2 separate regions of the Mus musculus genome follow, and region 1 is linked to region 2. The links are chromatin loops, found by intact Hi-C in ENCODE. Cell type or tissue: left cerebral cortex. All regions are shown on one strand. Links, peaks and the distances in the headings refer to the core of each region. The heading gives the core; the rest is flanking DNA.

Evidence for each region. Peaks named below come from ENCODE experiments on the same cell type or tissue, not always from the same donor. Only the 100,000 strongest peaks of a DNase experiment are listed, where the experiment ranks them.
Region 1: it touches region 2 in a loop (2.3-fold over the local background); 6 of 42 quality-filtered maps call a loop at or near these places.

The regions. Positions count from the first base shown.
Region 1 is chr5:150,256,142-150,266,654 of GRCm38, forward strand. It overlaps Fry (FRY microtubule binding protein), which reads left to right and starts at 3,789. Exons shown (of 61, transcript NM_172887.2): 1 at 3,789-4,197. The coding sequence starts at 4,128. In left cerebral cortex, for the core only: CTCF peaks have their summits at 1,808 (motif pointing right) and 5,374; DNase peaks (open chromatin) are centred at 3,275, 3,603, 3,802, 4,424 and 2 more places; H3K4me3 peaks cover 5,070 bases; H3K27ac peaks cover 5,228 bases.
Region 2 is chr5:150,343,341-150,353,853 of GRCm38, forward strand. It overlaps Fry (FRY microtubule binding protein), which reads left to right. Exons shown (of 61, transcript NM_172887.2): 5 at 2,213-2,303; 6 at 2,511-2,590; 7 at 2,706-2,786. Among named protein-coding and RNA genes, the nearest start is that of Gm36299, 59 kb to the right of the region's middle. In left cerebral cortex, for the core only: CTCF peaks have their summits at 4,707 (motif pointing left) and 6,205; DNase peaks (open chromatin) are centred at 3,185, 6,663 and 8,710; H3K27ac peaks cover 2,379 bases.

The DNA of each region.
Region 1 (10,513 bases), core at 1,446-9,445, 87 kb before region 2:
CAGATAACCCTCAGTAGGCATGAACAGGAGGGGGGAGATGAGAGAAGCAGACAGTTGTGACGGGGGATTGGGGAGGGTGGCATCAATTCTGAGACTCAGTCTGAGCACCCTTTACCAGCCTCATCCTGCACTGTCACCTCATAAGTGGGGATTCTGGGGTCATGTTGATCACCCCCTTCTTGGAAAATTTGTTCTTTCCGTGCCATCCAGCACACCCACCTGTCCAGACCTGTGTCTTGGTTATAAAATACATGTGCTGCCCCTGGACTGAGTCCTCAGCTGGCTCCATCCCACAGCAGGGTAGGAAGAGCCCTTCCACCCTTCACATGGAGAACAGCACCTGGCTGGAATTTTCTCAACAGCCATCCGACCTCCACTGTGGGTCAGGGGTCCCTGGAGAGACACGACCTGTACAGTGGATCAGATTACTGTGAGGAATAATGGCATCTCTCTCTAGGCTCCTCAGGGTACTGCAAAGCTCCGGGGAACAATTCTTCAACCAGGAAAAAGCCAGGGAAGTGGGTGGTGAATAGGCTGTCCGCTATCAGGGATTCTGGGTGTCTCTTCCCTGAACATTCTCTGAGGAAGTCGACCCTCAATCTGGTTTACAATTAAAAGTGATGGTGATGATGATGATGGTGGTGGTGGTGGTAGAGATGATGGTGACGATTTATCAACAATGAGTGACTAAATGAGCTAGACATACATTTTATTAGCTAGGTGACTTTCACCTTATATTTCTTTAAACCTCAATTTTTCTCATCTACTCTTAGTCCCTCCCCAGCTTGCAGGTTTGAAGTGAGGATTAAATATGATTTTAAAATGTGTATTTTAGCAAGGAATTTATATTCTATAAACATAGATGCTCTCGTCAGTTGCTAGCCCCTGTCTCAGGCTACTTTCTGTCTCTATCTCTCTTTCTCTCTCTTCTCCTCTCTCTCCCTCCTCTGTCTTTGTCTATCTCCATCTTTCTCTCTCTCCTCTGTTTCTCCTGTGCCTCTGTCTCTGCCTTTCTTTCTGTCTCTCTTTCTCCATCTTTCTCTCCTCTGTCTCTGCCTCTGTCTCTCTCTCCTCTGACTCTTTTTTATGTCTGTCTGTCTCTCTGTCTCTCTGTTTCTGTCACACACACACACACACACACACACACACCCTACTCTTTGAAACCATTCATTTCTGGCTGCTCTCCATCATTCCCCCTCTTATCTTTCGTTCAGCCCCCAGTGCCTGTTCGCTGTCTCCAGAGACGGCTCAGGACTTTTAGGGACGTGAGAACTGAGATAGCTATAGGTTGTCTTAAATGACAGTGGAAGTCAGGGAGCAAGCCAGGGACAGATTCTGATTTTATTGTTCTACTTCAAAGTAGTTTAGGTGCCTTCAGGTTTGTTTTTGTATTTTTTTTTAAATGAGCCCCTCCCCAAGAAAACTGGACAAAAGAAGCTGGTCTTGTCCCAGCTTGCAGCAGGTTTCGTTCCCTTTGATGGGCCAGACTTTGAGCAGAGCAGAAGGCCTCTTCTGTTTATTTAGGATGTATGTCCACTTACTAAAATAAAAGTGTGGAGCCTGATACAGAACAGCCAATTCACTCTTCACAGGAAAAACTAAATGCCATTTTTTTTTCTCCTAACTAGCTTTAAGTCTTTATCATCGTTTCCTTTGAAATGCATGGAGTGACCAGGAAGTAGGCTCAGAGCACCACCGAAAAATTTTAAAACCTGTGTTGGGAGTTTTCTAAAGGATTTATTCATTTCTACTTTATGTATACGAGTGTTTTGCCCGCATGTGTATCTGTGCATGCAGTACCTGTGGAGGCCAGAAGAAGGCGCTGCAACCCCCGGAACCAGAATTACTGATGTTTGGGGATGCTGGGTACTGTATATGGGTCCTCCTCAAGAACAGCTGAGCCCTTTCTCAAGTCCCAAATTAAGATGTAAAAAGTTTATGTATTTAAGGCTGGGTGTGGTGGTGCACACCTGTAACCTCAGCACTTAGGTGGTAGAGTCAGGCGGTCTACATAGTCATTTCCAGGACAGCCAGGGAGACAAAGAGAGACCCTGTCTCAAAAACAAACGAACCATAAATATTTATAGTGGCGATATAGAGTAGCTTGTTTGCTTATCACAACCTGCTCTCCCCCACTACTTACTATTACTATTGGTTCACTAAGTAATGGAATATGAGAGTGCTGTGTGCAAGGAAATGTTGCCTTGATTATGCCCACTGTATAAATGGGTGCATTGAGTATGCCTACTGTATAAATGAGGGTCCAAGGTTTAGCAAAGTTAATAATTTCCCTTAGGCTTCAATGCAAGTGAAGCTAGCTGGTGCCAGGTGAGACTGGGGCCCTGGGAGAGCCAATGTAGCATTTTTCTCAGTACCCCTGTGGCTTGTTCTTTCAGTGCTGTGTAAGATGGGGGAGTGCCAACCCAGTTATTAATGGATATTTTTGAAGGAAAGCCTTCCAATCATCTTTTACATAGATCTCGTACATTCTCGGTACAGCTGATTAAAAAAAAAATGAACTCATCACTGAAGTATGCATGTGAATTAGGGAGACCTCAGTCTGATGAAGGATTTCAGGAAGCTGAAGCATTGAGTATAGGAGTGTATCCTGTACTGTATCCATATCCACATTCACAGGTAAACCAGGACATTTCTAGAAGTGGCATTTAATTGGTTTTTAAAGTTCTTTGCTAGAAAAAAAAAAAGTATACTGTCCTTTCGTTTCTCGAATGAATTAGGAGAGGAACTAGGAAGTCTTGTTTGTGTGTTGGCTGGAGGACGGAATTTGTACGTTTGTGTGCCCGGGCGGGGGGGAGGGGGGCGGCGGCGTTAAATAATTACTACATTATAATTCATTCTATTGGAAACTTCCAGTCATAGATATGCTGAGGAAAAGAGGGCCCAGTGGCTTTCGAAATGGCTGGTCAAACCTCACCTGACAGAGGTTCCATCGTTGTCAAAATACAATTCTCTTATTTAATCCCTCCACTAAGCCTATTAGTTGTGAGAAACAAAGCCGACTGAAATCAGGACACATGATACCAAGAATTAAGGAGAAGGCAGGCGCCTAATGCCTTTGCATCCTAGCTCCTTCGTGCTTATGAAATAAGGTGTGTTGGTCTGTGTGAGTCTTAGAAATGACAACATGAAGAAACCGGTCCATGGTGGAATCCGGGCGTTCGCTAGGCAAGCCGACTAAGCATGTGTTCCTTCCCTTCAGGCTTTGAGGCTAGGGTGCCCCTCAAAAAGCCTGTATTGCACAAAATGCGGATCCCCGTCTGCACATCCCAGAGAAGGAAGGAAAGGCCAGGCAGGCAGGCGTCTGGCTTCTCGGTTGCAGCGATGACAGAATCCCCCCCCCCCCCCCCATACACACACACACACACACACATACACACACACACACACACACACACACTCACACACCCCTCCCCAAACGCCGCTGCTTCCAAATGCAAGGGTGCAGCTGGCTTACCGCAGAGTGCCGCAGTTGAGTGTTTTCAGGGACAGACACAAGGGGAAATCGCAGCCCGAGCACACCCCGGGCTGCCGCCTGCCAACCTTTCTGCACCGAGGAGCCTCAGGCAGCTGGCAAATTCCTAGTCCCTCCCCTAGCGAGCTGGGAGGTGGAAGCTGGGTGGGAGCTCAGGTTGAGAAAGGAAGGGGCTGGGGGCGGGGCTTCAGTCCATCCCTCAGCGGGGGGCTGCAGGGTGGGCAGCCAGGAGGCCCAGACATCTGTCCACCCGGGTGCAGCAGCAGCTCACAGTGCGGGTGGGGACTCTGCCACCATACCTGGCTGTGGCTGAGCATGTGGGCGGCCGCAGGCAGTAGGCAGGCATTGCTGCTTATGTCAGCTCTGAAATGAAAGCGGCTGAGGCCTCTGCCTCTGAAGGCTTGCAAGGGAGATCAGCACCCAGCAAATAAGAAGCCAGCCCTGGCCCCGGAGGAGGAGGAAGAGGAGAAGAGGTTGAGCATCCCTCTCCCGGTGTCCTTTAAATGAGGAGCGTGGCCGTTTGCTTCTGACCCTCGCTTACATCACTAACCTGTGACAGGCACATCTCCACGCCCGGTACCTGCTCCTCCAACTGCAGCTTCTAGTCCTAGGGGCTTCTTTGTATGAGGCAGACATGGCCAGCCAGCAGGATTCCGGCTTCTTTGAAATCAGTATCAAATATTTACTGAAATCCTGGAGTAACGGTGAGTGATAGAAAATATATATATATATAATTTTTTTTTTGGTTTTGTTTTCTGGATGCTGCTAAGGTTGGAGCAATCATATCTCAACTGGACACATATGTTTGTGAGCTGAGGAAGTTTCTCTCTCTCTCTCTCTCTCTCTCCATCTGCTGTGAAAATCAAAAACGTCAGTGTCTGAACTATCCCTGCTCAACTTTGAAGGCTGCAATAAAATTAATAGATTTTTTTTTCCTTAGAATTTCCAGAGATGCGGCCCTTCTGACTCTGGGGAGGGCAGGTTCGGCATGCCAGGCTGCATTGCCTGCCTGGTGTTTGTTTGCTGTGTTCAGGCTTCATCTAAATATTTTGTGAAGTGCAGCTTAGCCGAAGGGGTGTGGCAGGGTAGAGAGTACTTTGTAATTGTCTTATTAACAATTATTGTATTATTGACAATTATTGTAATTGTCTGAAGAGGGAAAACGACTTGGAAGTCCAAAACCTAAGACTCATCTTTGTTAGGCACAAACTGGTCTGCAGATCCATTTGGTCTATCCCTGGTACCTGTGCATGGTGTTCAGAAGGCTGTTTATCTGTTCCAGCTTCTAGAGGTCTTAGTTGCTCTAGTACAAGCGTGCTTCTGAAATGTAAACAAGTATGGGTCTGACCCAGATGGTTCCTTAGGCTATAAAAATATCATGGTTCTGAAGTTGCATTTCGGACCTATATAAAAATTGTTAGCAATTCACTATTTCAAAAAGGCAACCTCTAAGCCATCCTGGGTCTGGGTTAGAAATCAGAATGAGGCCTTTCAGATGTTCAGGGATACCTTGCATTTTTCTGCACACTTTAAAAACAGAGTCTTATTGATGCATCTGCTTTTGTGCTGATTTTGTGCCAAATGACTGACAGATCTTTTAGACGCTCTCGACTGTTTTGCATTAAAATTTTGTTTCTAAAAATTATTTTCTATATTTTATTGGGTATATACTAATTAACCTACCTGGAACCCTGAGGGGTACCGAACGTATCCTCCACGAATGACCTGTAGCTAAAAATCCTTTTTATGTAAACAAACCTAGGCAAGAGAACTTGGGCTAGATTGTTTTGAGAAAGCTGAAGCGCCTGTCCAAAGATATTTGGGGGTTGCATCTGTGGATGATCTCCACAGAAGCCATTTTCCCCAGCTCAGGGAGCCCCACTGTGCACTAGGGGGCTTGTCTGGAGTGTTTCTGTACAAGCGGGAGGCCATTTGGGAGTAGTGCTGCTGCTTTGTTGAAGCCATAAATCTTTTAACTTGGGTTCATTTTCCGGATACTCCATACTCACAGACTCACATACGAATCTTCCTTTGTCTGGTGACCCTCTGATTAATGAAAATAATTTGACAGACTGGACACTCCAGAGAGCAGTTTATCTCAATGGAAAAACAAACAACCAAACAACAAAATCCCCCGCTTACAAGTGTGACATCAGGATGTGGATTTTAAGCTTGTTTGACGAGTCCACAGCCTGCTTCTTTCTATCCGGTTTTGCCGTGCCTCACTCAGGATGGGAAATTATGCTTTATGTTGTACAATACCTAGAGGGATTTCTCTAAAATCTTCTCTTCTTGTCTGTCTTCCAAGGACAGGTAACCGCTTCACCTTCTTTAAACTCCTTACTTTCTCCCAGCATCCCCACACCAAGAAATGACTCAAAATTATTGTCCATCTCAACTTTGAGAGTATCTGTGACATAATTTCAAATCCTCCCAGTTCATTCAGGAAAGATTTACTGAGTACCCTGCTACATGCCAGGCTGTGGGGTATGTGGAAGAGACAATTACGACAGAGCCCCGAGCAGGTGTCCTAATTCCTTTATTTCGAGAGACTGAAGGTGGTAATTATCCAAGTGTTCTTGAGGGTGGGGCAGGTCTGGATGGTTTATACCCCTTTCTTAAAAGAGGAAAGGGAGTCTCGCACTAGCTGCCTATCCCCTTTGGAGCTTGTTGTAACTCTTACCTGCGCCCAGCCTGGTTGGCACAGTTCTCATCTCTGAAGTTTTACACCTTTCCAGTAGCGAACAGAGAGAGGAATTTGCCTGTACAAAACACAGAGTGGAAAACAGGAGCCTCGGGGCTTCGCCTATGAGTCTAACCTTGGCTGAAAGGATGTACCGCGGGGCAAGCAGCTCACTGCGTGCTTGCGCATGCCCAGCTTGCCAGGTTGGAAAGCCGAGGGTGCCCGCCCACATACCTGAATGGAGAACCAGCCCCCTAATTATGTGGTGGTGCTTATTTACACAAGTGCGGCAATTAAAAAGCAATGAAACAAACTCTGCAGCTACAGCTGACTACTTCTGCTGGGCAGTAGTAAAGGGAAAGATGACGTCATAAACTTTCATGGGTTAATGTTTCCATTTGATAGAGAAAGGGCACGTTGTGGGGCAAAATGTCACTATATATATACATCTTTGTCTCATCAGAAGAATTAACAAGCTAATTAAGCAAACTGGTCTCTGCCTGGTGAGATGAATTGGTTTCTACTTGGTGGCTTCAGACACTTTTTTTTCCCCCCTGTGGCACCACACACACCACACCCATCCTGTCAGGCTGCCCTTCGTTCGGTTTGAATGAAGCAAGGACTTGCAGTAGCCTGCTGTCTGGAAATGTCACTTCCTCTTATACAGACTCACCGTGTAGCTTTTTCCCTAACTTTCTTGGACAACTGTCCCGGTGTTCCTTCCACTGTATCCAGACCTTCCTGGGCTGACCATTTGCTGTCCTTGGTGTCTGTGGCCACAGCCACGGTCTTCTCAGCCCTACTGAGAATATTCTTTGGTCTTCTTAATATCATCTCCTAATCTTTCTCAGGGCAATATCTTCCGTGCCCCCCCCCCTCCACCCTACCCCCTGCACTCCCGTCTTCTCTCTTCTTTCCCTCTCTGTCTTCGGCAGTTCAGGGACTTGTTCCCACATCCCTGACTGTTCCCATCTCCACCCCATAATCTGGCAGTCCCTCACTACGAGTCACAGAGCCAGAGGGGCTTGCCGCCAGTCTTCTGGGGCCTGTGCTTGGGTGGCCGTCGATTAACCAATGACTCTATTTCCTCGTCCGTGAAAAGCAAGCAGAAGTAACGGGTGCCTCGTAGGCATGGGGTGTTCAGGCACAGCACTTGGGACAACATCTAACACACTGCGAGAATGTCTGATAAATGCTAAAATAATACAGATGTGTTCTGGCACTCCTTTGCCTTCTGAACCTAAACTTAAAATGTGGCCTAGATTGCCTTCTTCCCTGCGCCTTGGCATCCTCAGTGGATTATTTTATGAATGGTCAACACTTACTTCACCCCTGGGCAAGAAAAGTCTAAGGAGAGATGGCAATTCGGATTTACTTTCAAACTTAACCCCCCCTCTTAACCCTCCCTTTTTATCTCAACCACTATCAACCCCTCCCCCCTTCCTTAAATGTGGAGCTCTGTGGAGTTGGCTTGGGAGTGTCTCTGTGGCAGGAAGTTGCTTTGGCCTTTAGCATCACTCCAGATGAAGTTTGGAATGGCTAGCTTCAAGCTCCCTCACAGGGGAGGAGAGTTTACACAGACAGAGAGTGAGTGTGTGGGGTTCAACTTAGTCGTCTGAAAAGCCTAAATGGCTTCCTTGTGCTGCTAACCACCGTATGACGCCCAGGGAACACTGGCCCAATGAGCTGCATAGCGCATATTCAGAATCACCTGGCTCCTTCCAGGGCGATGTGCACCCTTCCCCTGGAACCTAGCCAGCCTTTGCTGCCCACTGAGGACATCTTTATGTTCACTCAATCTTTCAGGGCCTTAGAACTCCCCACACGATGAACAGCTCTGGAAGAACTAAATAACCTCTTTGCGTAGAGATTGGTGTGTGCCCCACCATGGCTAAGGGTGTTCTAAGGAAACTTGTGTGCGTCAGCAGAACCGGAGTCAGGATTCCCAGGTGTAGTGAGTTAATTCTGTGGATAAGGACGATATCCACTGAGCTTGGTGGCTCACGATTGTAATCCCAGCACTTCAGAGGTAGAGGCAGATAGATAGGGAGTTCAAGGTTACCCCCATCTGTGTAAGACCCTTTCACTGACAGAGGCAGGGGCAGGGGACAGGGGAGAGAGAAAATCTATTCAGCACAGAAATGCTGGCTTGATGACATTAGTTGCTGAGCCAAAGAAATCATGGGTAGTACAATGAACTGTACTTAGTGTTGGTGTGTAAATATACGGCAGGTGAGCCTCAAAGGCTCCAAGAGAAAGACCTTTTATAGAATCAGAGTAAAGATGTGGAAAATTAATATTAATAGAGTTGCCTGAACCTATCAATAGGTACAGTTCAAGTACAGACACATTTTGGGGGTGTCTGTGGTGTGTGTGTGTGTATGTGTGTGTGTGTTAGAACTCAGGGACTCATACAAGTGGAACATATGTTCTACCACTAAGCTACATACCAACATTTGATCCTTTCGGTGGAGGATCAAGGACTGTTGGCTTTATTGGGCAGGGGAGAGGCTGCACGTCACTGTAGCTCATCACTATTTGGCAGTGGCATACCCTCGGAAGTGACCACAGGGTCACTTCTGCTGAAGCGGTTAATAAGCCTAATGAGAACAGTACCCTATGCCAGCATCCCTGTTCTCCAGCACCAAGGGATCCATTGCTGGCTTTGTTGTTGAGACGGAGTGGAGGTGGTAGTTGTCAGGTCCAAAAGAAACTTGGGACAAATGGCTACTTGTCATGCTTGCTAGTGTACCCAAGTGCATGCTGGCCTCCAGGCTCTCTCAGATACACATGTACCTGCTACAGAGTCCATGCTGGCATCCTGGCTCTTCCCAGCTCTTCTTACCATGCCCCACCCTAATTCTTTCCAGCCCATAGGCTAATCTCCCCCCAGCTTCTCACTTCCTTATAGCTGTGTGATCTCTTGCCCCCTTCCCCCACACTCCCACACCCCCCAACTTGCTCCTCTTTATTGGTTTCCTTTGCCTGTGCTTTCTCCATACTGCTGGCCACAATCAATCTCCTACTTTCTCTCCTTGCTCTGGGCACTTACAGAGGCCTTGCTCTCCCTCGAGTTTACCATAAAATCCTTCCCCTCAATGATACTTTGTAGCAGTCATGCTCTCACTGGTGCGGAGGCCCTTTAGTTTGTACCAAGTTATTGTTATTTGTTTTGAATGTAAGGCACACATCATTAAAATCTAGGCAGGCCATGCCTGAGCAGCCCTAGAGTAACAGACACAACCGTTTTGTGTTGAATGCCATGCTCAGTGACTTATATATAGGGCAGTCACATAATTATTCATCCAAACTGGGACACTTTTGAGAGTGAAAGTTAATGGTGACGCAGGGATGCTGTCCTCTGAGACTACCTTGGACAAAAGAGGCCAAATGATTGTTTCTTTGTTCCTCCCCACAACCCTGTGGGATATATAGTATCCACACTTGTAAACTTGGAAAAAACATAGAAAGTGATTTGTTGGTTGAAACCAGGAGGTCAGTAGATGCCGTTCACCCATTCCCCAAGGCTGATCACAGTGTTTTGCTTGTTTAAAAAAATTGTATGAGTGCTTTGCCTACATAAATGTCTGTGCATTACTTCTATGCCTGGTTCCTGTGGAGGGCAGAAGCTGGCGAATGCCCTGGGGCTCAGGAAGATTGTGGACTGCCCTGTGCGTGCTGGGAATCCAAGCCTGGAGCTCTGGAAGAGCAGCCTTGTGGTCTCTCCAGCCCCTGCATTGTTTTCATATCTGCCAAAAGGACCAAAGGATCAAGGGCAATGCTGGGAACTTGGTGTTTTATAGCTATTTAAATTTTTATTGCTTAATACTTTCTGCCAGTTCTTAGCCTCTGGCACACCCTGCTCTCCTCTCTGTGTGCTTAAGTATATACAATCTCTCTCTCTCTCTCTCTCTCTCTCTCTCTCTCTCTCTCTCTCTCTCTCTCCCTCCCTCCCTCCCTCCCTCCCTCCCTCTCTCCCTCCGTCATGCATGCACACACACTTGCACACACACTTGCACACACACACACATTTTTTCTTTTCTTGCTGCAGAGGACCTTCTCTTTAGGATGAGCCTCTTTGAGGGGCCTAAGCTAGGAATCTACAAATATTCCCCATGCGTTTTTCATATTCTCATCTTCACACCAAACACATGCACACAGGTAACTAACAAGATTACTTCTTTTGTGTTGATTTGTTCCTACTCTGAAAGGTGTATGCAAGTATATTACTTGGCCGGCTCCAGGGCTGGCAGTGTTGCTCAGCAGTACCATGCTTGTCTGGCATTCCTGAGACCCTAGATTTGAGCTCCAGCATGGATACTGATGTTTGTAGATAG
Region 2 (10,513 bases), core at 1,300-9,299:
ACTATTGGAAAAGTATGTATCTTTTCTTTTCTTTTTCTTTTTTTTTTTTTTTTTTTTTTTCTCGAGACAGGGTTTCTCTGTGTAGCCCTGGCTGTCCTGGAACTCACTCTGTAGACCAGGCTGACCTCGAACTCAGAAATCTGCCTGCCTCTGCCTCCCAAGTGCTGGGATTAAAAGCATGCGCCACCACGCCCGGCAAGTATGTATTTTTTATCTGAAGTCATAATTTGCCATATTAAATAAAATCAGGGTTTAAAATGTTTAATTTTATTTTTTTATTTTTCCCAGCCAGAAACTACCCCTTTCTTGGGGTTCTCTGAGCACTTTGGGAAACGGTTCTAAGTTTTATTATTATTATTATTATCATCATCATCATCACTGGGTAGAGGCGAGGGGACGAGGGAGGTGGTCCAGCATGCGTGTATGTCAGCTTTGGGGAGTCACCTCCACCTGGGGTTCCAGGAATGGAGCTTGGGTTGTCGCCTTCTCTGGCTGCTTTAAAGGACCTTTACCAAGCGGCTCTACTGCTGCTGTATTGAGAGCCTTCTTGCTCTTGCTTCAAACCTCCTTTTTCTGTCTCGTGAGGTGCGTGCTGGAGTCTCGACTGGGAAGGCTCTCTTTTTGAATACAGATTTGTTCATTTTCTAGCACCGAGCTCAGGTGGGTCTCAAATGACCTTGGATGGATTTGTTTACACTCTTCCTCCTGTCTTGCTGCTCAGAAATGATCTGACCATGATTTCCCTTGGAAAAGCGAAACCAAAGCTTCCCTTCTTAACCTCACCAACCTACCGGATGTGACTTCATACAATAACAGGCACTTCCAGAAGTTCGTGTGTGTGTGCATGGGTCTGTGCCTTGGTGTATGTGTGTGTGCGTATGGGGGTGTGTGTGTGTATATGTATGCATGCGCGCATCTGTGTGCGTGTGCGTGTACGTGTACGTGTCTGAAATCCCATCTTGTTTTCCTCTTATTCCTCATTCCTAGACACACAACAAAAGCATCTCATGCTTTAAATTCCTTTGGCTTATTCTGAAAATACCTTCCAAGGGAGTGTGTATCCTGTTAGCCTCAACAAGTATGGACCCTCTATGTGTTTAGGAGATTACACTAAGTACTATAGATGCCTGACCACTTCAAACCTTCATTCAAGTAAAGTTGACCATCTCTCTTGAAAAAAAAAAATCCCCAAACTGAAGTGCTCCTAAATAAATAAATAAATAAATAAATGTCTGATGTGACAGGAAGGTCAAAAGTAGATGACCCCACGGCTGATCTCACACCACAGATGCAGGCGACACAGAGAGCAGTATGCTCGACCCATGCTAATCACCATCAGAGAGTATTCATGAGACATAAGGAATTTTGTGCTTAGATTTGGATCTCATCCCCAAGATGTTACATGTACAAATACTCCAAAGTGAGAAGACATCCCCCAGCATTTCAGAGAAGAGACAGTCAATCTGTATCATTAGCATTTCCCTCTCATCATTGGGAAAGGTAGAAGAGGCATAGTTTAAGTCAGGACATTTCCACACCATGGCCATCCCACCCATTGAGGGTCAAGGTCAGTACCCAGCAGAAAGCAGGCAAGGAGATGCACATTTCCCTTGGCATGCCTTTACAATGAATACAAATACTCCACTTTACCCTTCCTCCTCCCTCCCTCCCTCCCTCCCTTTTTTCCTTCCTTCCTTCCTTCCTTCCTTCCTTCCTTCCTTCCTTCCTTCCTTCCTCCCTTCCTTCCATTCCTGTCATATCACTTCCTCTGTCAAATGCTTCCAGCTTCTCGTTACCCAGGATCCTTTGTGAAATCTGTTAATTACATCGCTACCTTAAGTCCCAAGATCCTTTGAACACACACCCCCACCCTGGAAGCTCTGTCTCACATATGAATCTTATTTTATCAACAGTCGCATTCCTGGGCTGCAGGGGGACTATAGGAAAGTTCACAGAATGAGGTTCTGCACCCACAGATGGCTATATGGTTGGCATTTTTTTAAAATCAAATATTCTGGCAGTATTTGCCCGTTGAGCCATAATGAAAGCAGCAACCTTCCTGTGCGGTAACACATGATCTCGTCATAGCATGGTGGTCCAGGGTAACACATGATCTTGTCAGAGCAGGGTGGTCCAGGGTGGGGACTGGGAGCAGTCTTCTGATGAGATGGTCCACTTCACCCTAAAAGTACCTTCGTTTTAACCTTCACAGTGATGAACAGCAGCGAGACTATTTAATGGAGAGACGGGACCTTGCCATTGATTTCATCTTTTCTTTAGTGTTAATAGAAGTCTTGAAACAGGTGAGTGATTCATTTACTATCACTTTCTATTTACACTTTGTAAGACTGACTACGTTTTAAAAGTCTGAATGTATGGCTTATGAATTACTGGGCAATGTGGACCCTGTTTATTGATTACAATAGGCCATGTGTCATTGTTGGAGTGACTATTATAGACAGGTTGTTTAATAATCTCTTCCAAATTCAATGTCATCTTTTTTTTTCCAGATCCCCCTTCATCCTGTAATTGACAGCTTAATACATGATATTATTAACTTGGCTTTCAAGCACTTTAAATACAAAGAAGGGTAAGGCGATTTCCCTCCTTAGAGTATTGACAACGTAGAACGCTAACTTCTAATTTAGCTCATTGATCTTTTCTGGGCACCAGACCCCTAACTTGTCTGCTTCTGTCCCACTCAGGTACCTGGGTCCCAACACTGGCAATATGCACATTGTGGCTGATCTGTATGCTGAGGTCATCGGAGTGCTGGCCCAAGCCAAGTGAGTGAGTGCCGGCGCCCTTGAGCCTCTAACGTACAGAAGCCTCTAACTTACAGAGCCTCTAACTTACAGAAGCATGTGCAGAGTGTGAAGCCAACTAGAGTCTCCCTCAAAACAGGTCCAAACTGCCTCTTCCATCTTGGCAGTTGGACCAGATCCCACCACATCCCTTCATTTCGGGCCACTGTTTCTAAGAAAGAAAAAAAAAATGTGTGTGACCAAATTACTTTCTCTCTTCTCAAATATTCCAAAGACATCTTTTAGTTTAGTTTTGTTTTGCTTTTCAGTCCGCCAGGACCAGATAGTTACTTACAGGCTCTCACTCGTAAGTGGGAAAATTCCATTCTACAATGTCCCTTTCACTACAGACCTTGCTTAATTCAACTGAGCTAAAAATGTCCCAGACATTGTCATGGAAACAAGTCAGGGGGGAAATTCTCCTTGCTAAATTTATCTGGCCCTGTGATACTTAGCAGGCTAGAACAGTGCCATGTTAGACTGTGAGCACTGATAAACTCATTCCAGACACGGTCACACCCTACCTGCCAGGCTTCATTCCGTTCAACTCAGAGGCAATCCAGTCAAAAGCCTGAATGGCTAGATCAGGTACAAGCAACTAAGGACATGGTGGGAATTCAGGCCAAGGAAACAGCTTATGGCGAATGATGCCCCAGTCCCCGTGAAGTGCAGTCGGGGGGGGGGGGGGTTGGGGAGAGGGAGAGGGAGAGGGAGAGGGAGAGGGAGGTCTGTCTTCAAGGGATGGAATTCTTCATGACCATTAAGTTAGTGCATTCCTCAACCCCCATTAGAGAAGCTACTTTTTGCAGTAGATGTCAATAATACAGGGACTCTCAACTGATCAGTGTACAGAGTAAGATACTATGGCATTCTCTCTCTAAGACAGCCATCTCATACTCCGTGTCTCTAAGGCCTAGGAAGCATCAGGGAAGAGAGAGCAGAAAGATGGTTAAGGACCAGAGGTAGTGTTTGCCTGCTGTGAAAATGTTTGCTGGACACGGAAGGGCTGTTGCCCGTATGAACTCGAAGCAGCTACGGCTCTGTGTTTAAGACCTGAGTAAGATCAAGCCAGCCCATATCCCTGCCTCACCCCTTGTTCCCATGGATACCAAAGTCTGGGATGCTCATGTCCATGCAAACAGCATATGCAGTCTTTCCACATAAGCTTTGCTCTTCCGACATACAGTTAGGTCACTCTGGGTAACCCATAACCCCTGATACCATATGAATGCTGTGGAAATAGTTGACACGCTGTATTGTTTAAGGAACAGTAAAAAGAAAAGAAAAAAAGACAAATGAAATTTCCTCACACCATGGAAGTGCATAATTTATCAAACTTTTTATGTCTTCGTCGTTGTCGTCATCATCATTATCATCATCATCATCCTTCTATTAGGAGGCACAAACAATTGGCAAGAGTCAGTTCTCTCCACTGTCAAGTCCTGAGAAGTAAACTCTGGTCCTCAGGCTTGGCAGCAAGCACCTTTATTTCCAAAACCATCTCGCTGGCCCCTCCAAAGCGTTTTCCTAATACAGCAACTTCACCTAAGCCAGGTAAAACCATAAGACCATAGAAAGTAGAGTCACCACCCCCCAACATGGCTTGTGTTGAGTTTTCCTTCTCTCTGATCCATCTTTCCAGCAAAGGAGTTGTCTGCTTTCTCACACAGGAAAACCTCAACGTTAGAAAATGGAGGTGGGACTGTCTGGAGGGCAAGGTACTGACATGAGGGAGAAGTATCAAGGTGAATGACAGACAGTCACAGAGGAGCACCAGATGAAGGCTACACTAAATGACAGGGGCTAGAGAGCTGGTCAGAGGTACAGAGGAGCTGAGTTCAGTTCCCAGCACAAGGTAGCTCACAACCACTTGTAACTCCAGTTCCAGGGGATCTGACGCCCTCTCCTGGCTACCTCAGGCACTGCAGGCCATTGTGCTTGGGTCTCAAATATACTTTTAAAAAAATCTATTATGATCTTGTGGTTCCTGAGTCACTAGGGAAAGGAGGAATGATGTATTTTAGAAATAGTTTCATTTGGGCTGGTGAGATGGCTCAGTGGGTAAGAGCACCCGACTGCTCTTCCAAAGGTCAGGAGTTCAAATCCCAGCAACCACATGGTGGCTCACAACCATCCGTAGCAAGATCTGACTCCCTCTTCCGGAGTGTCTGAGGACAGCTACAGTGTACTTACATATAATAAGTAAATAAATAAATAAATAAATCTTAAAAAAAAAAAAAAAAGAAATAGTTTCATTTAATTGAGTAGTGAATATTTTTGCATTAAACTGGATAAAGCTGCAATTATCTGGTCCTTAGTTCATGCATACTTAGAAATGATCTTGAAAAGAAGAGATCAATATGTATATTTGCTGACTCATCAGACTATGAAAAATCTCAGTATATTTGTAATTATACTAGTAAAGTTCTCTCATGTTATCACATGGAAAGTTTGGTATGTTAAAATAACAAAAAATAAATGTTTGTACTTCTCTTAGTTTTTATGAATAATGCATACTACTGCATATTGTCAAATGACTGTCCTTGGCTAGGCAGGCTCCGAACAAGTTGAGAAACAATGTCATGCTAAGTGTGTTAGCTCAAGCCATCGCCCCAAATCTCAGGTTACTGGAGCAGAAGGATTGCTGCCACTGAGAGGCTAGCCTGGACTACAGAGTGAGTTCCAGGACAGCCTGGGTGACACAAAGAAACCCTGTCTTGAAAAGCCAAAAAAAAAATGGGGGGAGAGAAAGGGAGGGAGGGAGAGAGAGAGGGAGGGAGGAAGCGGGGAGAGAGAGAGAGAAAAGAGAAAAAAGAGAGGAGAAGAGAGAAAAGAAAAGAAAAGAAAAGAAAAGACAAGACAAGAAAAGAAAAGAGATGGGCTGGAGGGATGGCTTAGCAGTTAAGAGCACTGGCTGCTCTTCAGAGGTCCTGAGTTCAATTCCCAGCAATCACATGGTGGCTCACAGCCATTTGTAATGGGATCTGATGCCCTCTTCTGCTGTATCTGGAGTGTATTTATATATATATATATATATATATATATATATATATATATATATATATATATATATATATATATTATCTTTTAAAAAAAGAAATAACTCAAATTATAAGATGTTCATTTCATTAGCAAATGCATTAATTGCTATCATTCAAGGTTAGGCTGTTGGTTGGTTGTTGATTGGTTGGTTTCTCATCTTTATTCATGTTTTTCATTTTTTTCTTTTTTTTTCTAATGTGTATGGATGCTTTGCCCTCGTGTGTGTGTGTGTGTGTGTGTGTGTGTGTGTGTGTGTATGTGTGTGTGTGTGTTCCATGTGTGTGCAGTACATGAGGAGGCCAGAAGAGGGTGCCAAATCCCCTAAAACTGAAGTTACAGGTGGTTGTGGGTGCTAGGAATTGAACCCAGGTTCTCTGTAAGAACAGCCGGTGCTCTTAACCACTGAGTAATTTCTTCAGGCCCCTTTATGTGAGTTTCATAGAATACCACAAATTGAGTCATTGTTTAATTCTTGTATATGCTAAATATAGCACCAAATGAAGTATTAAAGGAAACACCATAGATAATCTTCTTTCTTTAAAAAAAACAACAAAAAAGGAGACCATTATAAAAGAAATTAGACTTTAACTGGAAATAGATCTGCAGGTTGGCTGTATCCTAAAATAACATGTTTGTGTTATATGGAACTTTTCACAGTAAAAAAAAAAATAGTTGCATCTATTTTTAAATGAAAAAGTAAAATTTTAGCCACTGCCTCATCGTATTGACGTACTGAGTTACGTAAGCAGCCTGCCTTTTTCTACCTCTCCTTGTTAGCTGTGGATTAAGAGTAAAAGAATAGATGTATAACTGCAGGCCTTTTCTATGAGAAGTGCCTGTTATTCAACGGGAGAAATGAATTGATATTAATTACACATTCTGACCGTGTTCACTCTGAGATGCCTCTCAGTGACGTCCTCCGAGTGGGCGCACAAGGGTGTGTGGGGCTTCTGCTTAACCACCTCCACATCAGGACTTCCCACTCCTAAGCAATTAATGTGCTCAGCATCGCTCCTGAGTACCTACTGTGTGCCTGATCTTGTGGAGCCTGCACCTAGCTCAGAGGTGTCAGACAATAAGCATTAAAGGAGAGAACTGTAACACATTCAAGTCAAGAATCTTTCTGCCTGCCCTCCCTAGCCCGTTTCTCTTCCTCTTTCTCTTTCCTACCTCCTTTGCTTGCTTCCTTCCTTGTTTCCTTCCTTGCTTGCTTCCTTGCTTCTTTTCCTTTGGGAGTGGAAATTGAACCCAGGACCTCCCATATGTTAGGCCGGTGACTACCTTTGGACCCAGGTCCTCAAGCATGCTGAGAAACACTGTTCTGCAGATGCATATCCCATCCATCTTCTTGTTATGTTTCCTTACAGGCTATTTCTTTTGACACAGGATCACTCTAGGTTTCCCAGGCTGGCCTGGAACTCTCAGTATCCCTGGCAGACTGCAAGCCTTAAACCTCCCAATTCTGCCTCAGTCTCCGGAGTCGCTGGGGCTTAACGACCTGTACCACAGACCAGGATGCCACACAGATAACTGTATGTTCATCCACGTGATGCTTGTTTTAGTCGTTGAGGAAAGTGGCTTGGTCTGTCGGGTCAGTTCCCTTTCAAGCTGTAGGCATTAGCTGGCGAGGCGGTTGCCCACGTGATAGGTCAGGATGCTGTAACAAAGGCCACAGACCTGAGAAAGCTTTACTGACAGACATTTATTTCTTCAGAGTTCCAGGCATCAAGTTCAAGGTGCTGGCAGGGCTGATTCCCCTGTGGAGAAGTAGCCCTTCATTGTGGCTTTACCTGTCGGTGCTATGTTCCAATTATCTTGTCTTTAAAACATCCCCCAGGCATATTGAGTGAGGGCCCACGCCAGACAACCCGTCTTCCCATACCTCTTCAAGGGCCCCATCTCCTAGAATAGTCACACTCACTCTGTGTATGACTTGGGGGTACGAGGGAGAGGCATAAGCAACCCAAACAGTAAATCTAGGCAGGGGCTAGACTCCGGAGACTGAGGCAGAATTGGGAGGTTTAAGGCTTGCAGTCTGCCAGGGATACCGAGAGTTCCAGGCCAGCCTGGGAAACCTAGAGTGATCCTGTGTCAAAAGGTATCTTTTCAGTGAGTTTTCAGACCTTGCCCACATAGGGAACAAACATACTTAAACAATCCTGAATTCAGTCTTAGTGTGTCTCATGGGAGTAAGAGGAGGAAAGTCTGAGTCAGCCATGGCCTTCAGACATCAGCTCCATCATTGATCAGCTGTCTGGCTCTATTAGGTTTTGAAGCCTTGATGTTTGAGAGGGATGCAACCATGCCCCTTCACGGGACTGCCCTGAGGATTAAAGAGCTACTGTGTGTGGTTGAAGTGCCTCTTAGATATCTGTTGTCTCTATGGTCATCTTTGCCATCTTAACATATATATATGTGTGTGTGTGTGGTATGTATATTTATATGTAGTGTACTGCACACATATGAAATAGAAAAGAATGGTGTCATTGGAATTTAGGATTTAATTTTAAAACGTTCAGGAGTACAATTCTCAGTTTCCACCCAAATGAGCGTTACCTGACACCAAATTGAGCTTTCTAAATTTAATACAATTTACATTTTAATCTTTACGAGTATCTTCATCTGAAAGACAAAACCACAACTTTACAATCCCTGTGTTAATTTATATAAAATGATATACAACCAATATTTCCTCCCTTATTTCCCAAGTATTCAGGAAATGTTAGAGACAGCACGATGGGCCAGTTTGAAATGTTGTCCAGGAAGTGGGAAATGCCACTGCAGATCAGGAGTGAGCCCTTAGTGAGTCACCAGCTCCCTGGAGAATACCTCACCCAAATGCATTTACATTTCTGTGCGGACATTAACACCTCTGCTCAGCTGCCTTTCTAAAAAGAATGCAGCAGACATCGGAAACCCTATAAAATGTAAGGTTTAGTAAGCCATAACTATGGGTGCAGGCCCATTCTGTGTCTGCAAGCAGAGTGTCCCTGTACCCTCCTCTGTGTCCTGTCACGTGTCCTGTGATTTCTACCTCAAGGGCAACAGTTGCTCTGAACTCCTCAGATCTGGGTAGTTCCCACTCAGCTTTCATGATCACAGTTGCCCTTCCTAAGTTCAGTTTGCTATATTCCCTCGCCTCCTATATTATGGGAATTGTTAGTTCCGACCCAGGGTTTCTACCCCGCTTTTGATCATTTTGTCCCTGGGTAAAAACTACACACAGCCTTTATAGTTACAATAATCCTTAAACAGCACAAGAGCTGGCCTGATATCTACCTCCATGCTGTTAGACTCTACTGTCCTATCGATAACCCCGAGTTATTGCTTACTATGTTTCATCTGGGCTGCTCTTAACTCTAATTGGCCAGCCCTCAGCACCCTGTTTTCTTTATTCCTAACCCATGGTGGAGTCTCCTTCTCCTGCACCTTCTTCTTCCTCGTGTGCCCTCTCTGGCCCCCAAGCCCATGAAACCTATATCCCACCTATGTCTCTTCTGCCCAGCTATTAGCTGTTGGCATCTTTATTTACCAATCAGAAATAACTTGGGGTCAGGGTCACTTAGTGTCTTACTGTTCAGACTCTCTTATCTCTGGGGCACCAGTCTTGGGGCCCAATGTTAGCATTAGGATACAAGCAGCATCAAGCCAACTCTCTACACTCCTAGCCTTGATAATGAATCATTTATTATTATTTACTAAAACCTTATTATAAAGAACCCCCAAATAAAAAACTCCATGGACCAACATTAACCATACTCAGAGTCTATGCATCTCAATAAACTCCTTACGATGTGGCCCTACAGAACTTCGCATTGGACCTTATATTTTCAGATATGTTTTCTGCACTTATTTACCACCAAAACCTGAAAATCTACGACAGAGTTAGAACTAGAAAAGCAATTAGCTTTAGGGCTTTTTTGTTTGTATGTTTGTTTGAGAGACTCTCTGTGTAGCCCCAGCTGCCCAGGAGTCACTATGTAGACCAGACTAGCCATCAACCTGCCTCTGCCTCCCAAGTGCTGGAATTAAAATCATGTACCACCATACCTGGCCCAAGCAATTAGCTTTATATCCTTGATTGAAATTTCAAAAAATGATGTTACAGGTGTCGTTGGTATTAATCTGCTTTTTCAACAATACAGAGAAGTTGAAAGTAGGCACTGTAGCTTTTGTATCTGTGTTCAATCACCAGCTCAAACTCTAGAAGCCTGTACTACACATAGTAGATAGGTCATTCTTATTTATTTGTTTATTTATTTATTGTTATTGTTGTTGTTATTGTTGTTGCTGTGGTACCAGGGAGCCGGACTTTGCCATGCTGAGCCAGTGCTGTTTGACTGAGTTCCATCCCCAGTAGCTTCTTCTTTGAACCAGTTTTATTATATAGCCCAGGCTAGACTCAAGCTAATGGTCCTCTGCCTCTGCCTCTGCCTCTGCCTCTGCCTCTGCCTCTGCCTCTGCCTCTGCCTCTGCCTCTGCCTCTGCCTCTGCCTCTGCCTCTGCCTCTGCCTCTGCCTCTGCCTCTGCCTCTGCCTCTGCCTCTGCCTCTGCCTCTGCCTCTGCCTCTGCCTCTGCCTCTGCCTCTCCTTCTGCCTCTCCTTCTGCCTCTCCTTCTGCCTCTCCTTCTGCCTCTCCTTCTGCCTCTCCTTCTGCCTCTCCTTCTG